2 separate regions of the Homo sapiens genome follow, and region 2 is linked to region 1. A link is an interaction called in ENCODE POLR2A ChIA-PET data of the cell type or tissue named here. Cell type or tissue: OCI-LY7. All regions are shown on one strand.

Evidence for each region. Peaks named below come from ENCODE experiments on the same cell type or tissue, not always from the same donor. Only the 100,000 strongest peaks of a DNase experiment are listed, where the experiment ranks them.
Region 2: POLR2A ChIA-PET joins it to region 1 with 10 read pairs; 2 of 35 experiments call an interaction of 5 or more read pairs at or near these places.

The regions. Positions count from the first base shown.
Region 1 is chr5:107,292,270-107,297,269 of GRCh38, forward strand. No RefSeq gene overlaps it. Among named protein-coding and RNA genes, the nearest start is that of LINC01950, 280 kb to the left of the region's middle. In OCI-LY7, no CTCF peak of the experiment used is centred here; a DNase peak (open chromatin) is centred at 2,072; H3K4me3 peaks cover 1,120 bases; H3K27ac peaks cover 1,403 bases.
Region 2 is chr5:107,504,963-107,509,962 of GRCh38, forward strand. The region is part of intron 1 of EFNA5 (ephrin A5); the gene reads right to left. Among named protein-coding and RNA genes, the nearest start is that of EFNA5, 160 kb to the right of the region's middle. In OCI-LY7, no CTCF peak of the experiment used is centred here; no DNase peak of the experiment used is centred here.

The DNA.
Region 1 (5,000 bases):
TGAATTAAAAAAATGAACTTACCAGCAGATACTACTGCAGTAAGCCATTATTTATTCTTTTGCACAAATAAATTTTGCATGCTTTATTCATTATGGTTTTCACCAAGCAGGGTAAAAGATTCAGAACTAGCATGGTTGTGATGGATTGGATAATAAAAATGTGGTACATACACACCATAGAATACTACTCAGCCATGAAAAAGAACAAGATCGTATCTTTTGCAGCAACATGGACGCAACTGGAGGCTATAATCCTAAGCAAATTAATGCAAAAACAGAAAACCAAGTACCACATGTTCTCACTTATAAGTGGGAGCTAAACATTGGGTACTTATAGACATAAAGATGAGAACAATAGACCCTGTGGACTACTAGACAGGTCAGTGAGGGCAGGGTGTGGGTTTAAAAACCACCAAAATTACCTGTTGGGTACTATGCTCACTATCTAGGTGGTGGGATCCATACCCCAAACCTCAGCATCACACAATATAGCCATGTAACAAACCTGCACATGTGCCCTCTGTATCTAAAAGTTGAAATTGTCCTAAAAAGTGAAAAATTTAAATTGTGTGTTTTTTTGAGACGGAGTCTCGCTCTGTCGCCCAGGCTAGAGTGCAGTGGTGCAATCTCGGCTCACTGCAACCTACGCCTCCCTGGTTCAAGCGATTCTCCTGCCTCAGCCTCCCGAGTAGCTGGGACTACAGGCGCCAGCCACCACACCTGGCTAATATTTTGTATTTTTAGTAGAGATGGGGTGTCACCGTGTTAGCCAGGATGGTCTCAATCTCCTGACCTTGCGATCCACCCGCCTCGGCCTCCCAAAGTGCTGGGATTACAGGCGAGAGCCACCGCGCCAGGCCTTAAAAAATTTTTAAAAGAAAAAAGAACAAGAGTGGTTTGAAGCTGAATACTTTTTTTGCCTAGCCTCACTCTGACTCCTGCCGATGCTGGCTCCACATCTTCTCATCCCCTCAGCCAGGTGAGCCTCACATTTGTCATGTATGTCAAGTTCCTTTCACTTGAGAAATTTCTACAATCTGTTCTCCACTCTTGCAAATGTTTAAAGTAAAGCATTTTAAAGTATTTATGCTTTCCGTTTATTCTGGCTTAACAGAGGTTTTGTATTAAAATTAGAGATATGATTTGAGACTCTATATAAATAAAATTGGAATCTTTCCACGTAGACAAAGGGGAAACTAAGAATGTCTATGGAGTGAACAACATAAATCCATGAGCAAGGAGGTTGGGGTCTCACAAACAGGAACAGAACTGTGAAGGAGCTTCATATAAACATCTTCACATACTTACGAAGGTGAACCAAGAGGCAACTTGGCTTCTCTTCTTTTCAAAAAAAAAAAAAAAGTTTCTAAAAAATGGAGTTGTTTATAGTCATTCAAAACTCCATATCCATAAAACAGGATAAGGAATGTCTCAACACTGTAGATAAAAGTCATTTGGAGAGAGAACACTCCCTTTAATCCAAGGAATGCGTGCTGATTAGATGACGAGGGTGAACGAAGGCAGTACAACACCTATTATTAATAATAATAAAATGACTTTGAACTTCTCCAGTCCCTTTCATCTAGGAATTTCAATTTGTTATTAAACCTCACTTTTACTTTATCACCCCTTGTAAGGCAATAAAACTGTAATACTTAGAATTTCTACATTCTCTTGTAGTTTTAAATACTTTATCATCATTCATTTGTTGTTCAAGGCTATAACTTACTGAGTAAGCTAGGGTAATTACCCCATTTTATACAGATAGGGAAACTGAGATATAACAACTTCTTGCCGAGACCACACAGTGAGGCTGCTGCAGAGCCAGAATCAAGGCTAATACTTGAATTCGTGCAGGGCTTCTCGGTGGGAAAACTAAATCAGTTCCCACGCTTCCTCCTGAACAGCTATCTTAAGACACAGGTAGCCTTAAAATAAGGAACTTCAGAATTTTAAAAATTAACTTAGAAGAAGTAGAATAATGTTAAATATTCTGCACACTTCAAACTTAGAAGGACTAAAGAAAGGCTAACTGACAACTCATAATAGAACAGGAAGAGAAAAAGAGGAAGTGGGTGATAAACATTCACTGCTTTTCCAAAGATTCACCCCTAACTTTCACAATGGGTAATTGAAGATGCTAAATAACAACATATAACTTGTACTTTATGTATACATTGATATTATCTGATTGCAGCTCAAATTGCCTTTTAAACCCATTCTTCTCTCCCCACCCACCAGGCACTGGGAAGAGGCTGGCAATATCTTGAACATACTACCTTTCAAATCCTTCCTTAAGTGACAATGACAGCAACATTAGTGACAACTCTTGGATGGTACGGAGCATTTTTAGCCCTTAGAACCTACTCATTTGAAGTTAGTGAACTTCTGAAGAATAATTGCCTTAAATATCATATTTTAAAATTCAAATGTTATACTGAAAAAAAGCAAATACTTTATCAGGCATTTGTGGTCACTTGACCTTTTCCAAACCTAGAATGTTAGCCTTATTAAAATCCACAGCTTTTCTGCCTCTTTCCATTGCGAAAGGGAGGAGGGAAAGACCTAACCCTTAGACAAGTATTTTATTTAACTTCAGAGGCCACTGAAGTATTTTATTTCCTTTGTGAACTTTCCAAGTGCCTTCTGCCCTAGGCAACAAGCAAAGGGTGAATGTAAGGAGTGGTGAAACCAAAAGTGGCTTGGCTGCTCCAGTCAAAAAATAAAAATCAACAACATGTCCAACAGTTGAGATAAATACCCTCCAAACTTGCATCTTGTACATGAAACTGGGTCAGATCAGGCCAGGCCAGGTCATTGTCCCCAGCGGTAGTTATCGATGGAAAACAATGCCACAGGCAAAGAACCCTGGACCAGGGAGATCCCCCTACCTCCCATATCCCCATACCCTAAAGACAGATCATGCATGTACTTTGGCCATGTATAGAAAAACAAAAATAAATAAACCACCCCTTGATTACTAATCTCAAACTTCAGGCAATGTGTGAATGAGATGACTGAGAATACGTGCCGAACTCTGCATTCCTCAACAGAAACCTAGCACCATGTGTATTTCTATCAATTTAATACATTAGATTACACTTAATACAGAAGGCAGACTCTGTTTTTCTGTAAAGTAGAATTGCTACATTTCTACTCTTCCGTTAGCCCACCCTGCAAAACAGCAACAACAATTTAAAAAAAAAAATGCTCCTCTAGACCTTTCATTTTGTTTTCCAGAAATATTGCCAATTTTGCCAAGTTAAAGCCAAGATTCACCACTGCCGATTCCACCCCCAACCCTGCCAAAATCTGAGAAAAACAATAGTTTCAGACATGACAAACACATTGCAAAAAGAGTCAGAACAACAAGTTATGGAAACAGGAAATTATTTAAAACCTTGAATAAAATATCCTTGAAGCACTTAAAACACACACACACACACATTTCCAAGTCAAAGGATACATTGGAAGTCCTCTTAAGGAAATGTAATTTGGCAAGTGACTGCCTAGTAGAAATTTATACCATTGGTAAAAGTTGTTCACTAGATGCAGAAGAGCTAAACTGCAAGTTCATGGAAGAAACCACCTCTTCAAATCTCAATAAAAGATTAGCAGGCAGTTGCTTGTAGGCTTGGCTTTAAATCTGCCAAGCTGGCTTGGAGGCAGCTCATTTTTTTTTTTATACAAGTCTTCATTCAAAATCAAAATTAGACCCAACTGTCCCTTGCAATTACATTTTAGTGGCTTGAGCTGGGTGTTTGTGTTTTTTCTAGGTGATTAATAGCGCTCACATTTAAATGGTCTCAGTCAGCCTCTGCAGTCATTAACACCCTATTAAGATGGATGAGAAGAACTTCGCACCTTTTGTTTCAGTTTGCAGGGCCCTGGACTTCACAAAACAGCAAGGCACTGATTTAGGAAGGGAAGATTATCTGCACAACCAGACAAGCTAAAACTTCCTTTAAAAACAAACAAATTTTCAAAATCCCTTATAAAACCTTATTTTTGGAAACACTCTTCAAATATCATCTTAAGAACATTAAGCCCGAAGTTTCCCCGTACCTGAATTTATGCATATATTTGGCATGGTTCTTCAGTAATGTTTACAGAGCTCCGGGTTTCTTCACTACTGTTGCCTTTGCTCAAAGCCTGTAATTATGATCGGGAGACTTCTGTTTCTAAGGAAAAGCAATAGTAACATGAATATCTAGTTGCCTTTGAGGAAAAATACATTAGTGAAAGTCTATGTGTGACAATCAAAACGCTGGCTCCATTCCTCCAAAATGGTAGTGAAACCTCATGTATTTGGAAAATTCAAGTAAGAGTTAATTGGTTCTATTTAAAGGAAAAAAAAAAATGAAGAAGCTAAAAGTCTACAGCAGTATGCTGCCCGAGATTTTGTTTAACCACCAGAGTGGTCATTGACACTGGTATTTTTAAATTTTCCTCAAAAAGCATTCCCTCAAGCACATCCTGTGTGGTGATGGTGGTGAATTTGTAGCAAAACCACTTGTTCACAAACTTGCAAAACAGAGTACTTCACCTTTTTGTGTTGAAGTTCTCACAGAGCAGGACACACCCTCCTTTTAGAACAAAAACCTGCATTTAATTGATAGGTTTGTTCTGTGTACAGGTGGTCCGTGAATCAACAAGGCATTGCCATTGTTATCATTTTGACTTACCAATTAAGAAAGTGAATTTATTGGATGTAAATTATTTATGCTATTGCCTCTTAATTATTATCTTCCATTGAAGCAGATATCTTTCAAATCATACGGGAAAGTATAGCATTTTTAAAGCAATGACAATATGCATATCTTAGCCCAGTCACATAAAAGTTCAGAATCCATGTGCATCTCACATCCTTTACCTGAGTACCCATACACACACATGCCTGATATTCCTTATTATACTTTTATATATTATAGGAAAAGCTTTTCCCAAGGAGCAAATGTAGCAATGTACCTTCAACATTCTAACAAGTTATTTACACCCAA
Region 2 (5,000 bases), 210 kb after region 1:
TCAATAAACCAATGTATGTATAAAAGGTAGCCTTTGTTTTTCCGTATCTTTAATGCAATTTGTTCTGAAAAACTACTGTGACATTAATAATAAAGGACAAGCTCTGTAAAGAAAAGGTGCCTAACAAAAACTTGGCAATGATCTCCATTCAAAGCAAAAATGCTATGAATTTTAAGATAAGGGACCTGTTATATGTTAAGTAAAAATATTCGTAGTTTATAATTTGTGAAGCAGTAGGCATTGCATAACTCTGAGAAAAAATGCTGTTCATTATATGAATGGCAATTTCAAATAATATCAAATGATTTAAGTTCAAAGGACTTAGGAAAGCTTCATGGCATCCTGTTATTAATTTCACAAAAATTTCTTTAGAAAAGAAACTGAGTCCTACATGAAAAATGTAAAACTACAAGGTGCACTGTGTACTGATTCTCCATGCAACAAATCTGCAAACATTGCCTAGGGCATGCTATATGGGAAATCTGGACAGCTGGAAATCATAGTAGACAAGGAGATTTAGGTCATTGATCTCAGAATTGGAAAATTTCCCCTAGTGAGCCAATATGAATCTGGCACATATCACTGATACACACACATACACCCCTCCTATATCCTCAAAAAAGTAGCATATCACTAAGAGATATCATTAGAAAATGTATGCAGTAATAGCAAAGCGTGTGAATATATTAACTGATTGCGTAGTGAAAATCTTCAATATTCAGTAAATATTCATTGGGTACCTCCTATGTACACAACACTGTGAGAATCAGTAGTAAGAGATATAATTAACATTTGTTAAGTACTTGCTATTCTACATTCTTTACCTAACTCATTTAATCCCCCTTTCCCATCTCTCTCTCTTTTTCTCTCCCCCCCACCTTCTCTTGGAGATAAAAAACAATTATGATCATCAACATCAGCATCATCCCCATTTTCCATTTGAGAAAACTGAAGCCTAACTGAAGTAGCTTGCCCAAGGTGATAGAGCTAGTGAGCGACAGAGCCAAGATTTAAACCCTGGCAGTCTGATCCAGTCTACACATTCAACCACTATGCTATATTGCTCTAAAGCACAACCACAGGGAGCCACAAGAAACACTTCAAGCTCTTGAGCACTTACGCTTTATTTGTGTACCTCTCACTGCCTGAAATGACTCCCAGCTTAGGACTCACCAGCTCCATGAACCCTTCCCAGATTTCCCTCAGGAACAGTTGTCTACTCCCTTCTCTGGTCCATCAAGATATCTTGTACATATTCCAAATTCTGTACTTATTGGAACTATATTATAACTATTTGTCTGCATGTTTGCTCTTTTTATTCGTGAGGCTTGGCTGAGAATTCAACACATAGTAAACATCCAGTAGAGTAAATGATTAACCTGTCATTGGAACATTACAATTTAGTTGAAGAAGTAGTCTGAACTCTATTGGTGTAAGTATTTGTGTTTGATAATGGCAAATAAGAATAAAGGTTACCTTAGCAAAGGTTGCTAAATTATGGACTGGGGTGAAGATAGGGCTCAAACCTCACTCTGATAGACCTTAAAGGATAGGAATGAATCAGATGACTGGAAAAGAGGAGAGGCAATCTGGGGCCAGATGAGCAGGAGCAGGAGCAGGGGATTTGAGAAATGAGTGCCTGAGGCAGGTGTGGAGGGTGGGCAGCCCATTTAATGGCAAGCTAAGGAGCCTCAAATTTATTCTTAGGGCACTAGAGAGTCTTGAGCATGGAAATAACATGATCAGAAGAGCAAGGCAGGAAAAACAGTTTTGGCTGCAGGAAACACAAAGGTGAATAACAAAAAATATATAATATCTAGATTTTGAGGGTGAAACCTACTCAGAATCCTTCTTTAGTAAGGAAAAAGACAGCTGAAACATTCACCACCTGCTGAAAAAGGCTTGTCTCCAAGAAGCAAACTGTTACTAATAGTTTTTAATGTAAGTAAAAATTCATTAAACATTTATTGCTGCTTTATTATCCTACGGGCTAAGAATACAGAAATAATGCATCATCTTCAGGGATAAGAATCTAAATTTTTGAAAATGAAATACAGAATATGGATTAGAGAAGTAACATAAAATGATCAAAAGTTTGTATGTGAAGGTCAGAATGAGAGAGCTATTATTCTTATATAATATGATCTGTCAAAATAAAAAAAAACTTTTGTTCAAAAATAAATGATACAATCAGAAAATGAGAAAGGACATTAGAAGTAATCTAATCCCACAGCATTTTAGAGATGAGAAGAATGGGAGGACCAGAGAAGTTAAATGATCACCTCCAGGTCACACAGAAAGTTGTCAGTAAAATATGGATTACAAATCTCATCTCCTAACTATGGTTGACTGCTTTGCCTCTGCTGTTTTTCATAAAGCTATAAATATGACTACACTAGAAAAATAATTCTGGTATATTTTGGTATAAAACAAATTATAAGTCTTTAATAACATCCATGTAAACTTTAAAAGATTAAAACAATAGAGCCAATGAAAATGGATCATTCATTCATTTAGCAGCCTATATTAATTAAGAACCTAGCCAGGGAATGCAGGAATGGATGAAGGGTTTGGATATAAATAACGGAAAATGGCAAGGCGTGGTGGCTCACACCTGTAATCCCAGCACTTTTGGAGGCCAAGGAAGGAGGACCGCTTGAGCTCAGGAGTTTGAGACCAGCCTGGGCAACACGGCAAAACCTCATCTCCTAAAGATAAAAAAAAAAATTAGCTGGGCATGGTAGCGCAGCTGTAGTTCCAGCTACTCAGGAAGCTGAGGTGGGAGAATCACTTGAACCCAGGAGGTCGTATTTTGGATATGCTGAATTAAATATAAAATTAATATCACCAGCATTTTTAATTTCTTGGTAAAAATGTAGCTATTAGAAAACTGAAAATTATATACATGGCTCACATATTTCTATTGGACAATGCCACTCTGGAGAATGAGCAAAGATTAACCAGCTGTGGGCTGGTGCATGCTTAGAAAGGCCAGGAAAGAGGACAAGGTGGGATCTAACCATTAAAGGATAAGAATCTGAAGATTTTTTTTGAAAGACTAATTTTCAGGGAATTGTGGGGAAGAAAGTCTCACAGAAAAAAATGTGGGTAGTTACCCAAAAGTTTCTCCCATCATCTTTGGAACTTTGGCCAAATCAGGTGATGCCTTGGGCAAATCAGGTCTCCTTCCTCCTGCCACTGAACTAAACTTGCAGTTTATCCTTCTGTTTGTTCTCTGTGGAACTGTGAGCCAAGTGAAGTGCAGATGGATGGCTTCTTGGAACAGAACTGAAAGCATGCCAGTACTTAAGTTAGAATAGCATCCACCTTCAGTGACCACAGTTATTATGTGAACACCGTAGGTCCTCACGTGTGAGGTCACCGTATTATAGAAGCAGCTCTCTGGATAATTATTCACACAGACACAAACACACACACAGACGAATGTCATCAGAGTTTTTTGCTGTAAAACACTATTTCCATCTGTGTCTTCTGCTGCATAGTTTAATTCCTGTATATGTCTTTTAAATAAAAATGTGGGCCTCATCTGTGTTACACCAACCTTGAAGACATGAACTGCAGACAAATTTTCATAATAACTTCAGGGCTATCAAACTGGCTAGAATTGAAATATCAAGGTCAGCCCTGCCATTTTCAAATTATCTTCAGCCTTGATATAACAATAATCTTAATTAAATAGACTTCTAAAAACTAAGTGTAAGTCAAGCTTGAACCATCACTATTTTCAGAGTATACTAAACAGCTAGTAATACAAGTATAAGCAATAAATTATTCTTGTTTTTATAATAATGAGAAAAAAGTTCTAGAAGTTAATTCCACTTAAAGGTGTTTCAATAATTAATAATTTCATTTTTCTCATGTCCAATGTCATTACAGAATTAGGTATATTCATTACTTGAAACATTTCATTTAATCATTCACTTATTTACTTATTGCAGTGTTCCTTTATTGTATTGCAGTTATTTGTCCTGACAGTTTATAGTTCCTCGATTAAATGGATATTTTAGGTATTCTGGTTTTAATTACCTAGGAGCAAACTTCAGGTTTCAAAGTTGCATTTGGACAAAGTGCTATTCCTATAAATTTATTTATAGGATGGCTTCGCTCTTGAGTTAATCAGAATTTGTGTCACTTACATAACAATGGTGACTAGCGTGACATGTTAGTAGTCTCTAATGCAATTTTGCTAAAAATTTTCTTATAACCCATTAATACATAAGAGCAGATGTCTTTAGATACCCTTTTACAGACTCTTTAAGATGACTATTTGTTCTTTTCATCTGAAAGAACCAACACAAAAGAGCAAAAGTGAGTGTCAACTCTTTTTCTTTTCCTTTTTTTTTTTTGTTTTCTGAGGTGGAGTCTCACCCTGTCGCCCAGGCTGCAGTGCAATGGTGCGATCTCAGCTCACTGCAACCTCTGCCTCCAGGATTCAAGCGATTCTCCTCCCTCAGCCTCCCGAGTAGCTGGGATTACAAGCATGTGCCACCATGCTTGGCTAATTTTTTTTTTTTTTTTTTTGTATTTTTAGTGGAGACGGAGTTTCACCATGTTGGCCAAGCTGGTCTTGAACTCCTGACCTCGTGATCCGCCCGCCTTGGCCTCCCAAAGTGCTGGGGTTACAGGCATGAGCCACCACACCCGGCCTGAGTGTCAACTCTTTTTACACCCCTTAAAAATATACTCATATACAGATGAATGGTTATAAATGATTTAAAAACGTAGATGAGGAACACTGGAATACGGCCTTCACGAGGGCAGAAATTTTTGCCTATTACATTCATTAGTATATTTCTAGAACCCAGAAGAGTCCTTGATCCTAGCAGATGCTCAATAAATATCTGTGTATTGAATGGCACATAATGGACACTCAGAACATAAATGTTTAATGACTGAATAATTCATGGAAATGATTACGCCATTAGTTAATAACAATATGCTCCATGATCATCATTTCACTGTATGCTACTGTCAAAGGC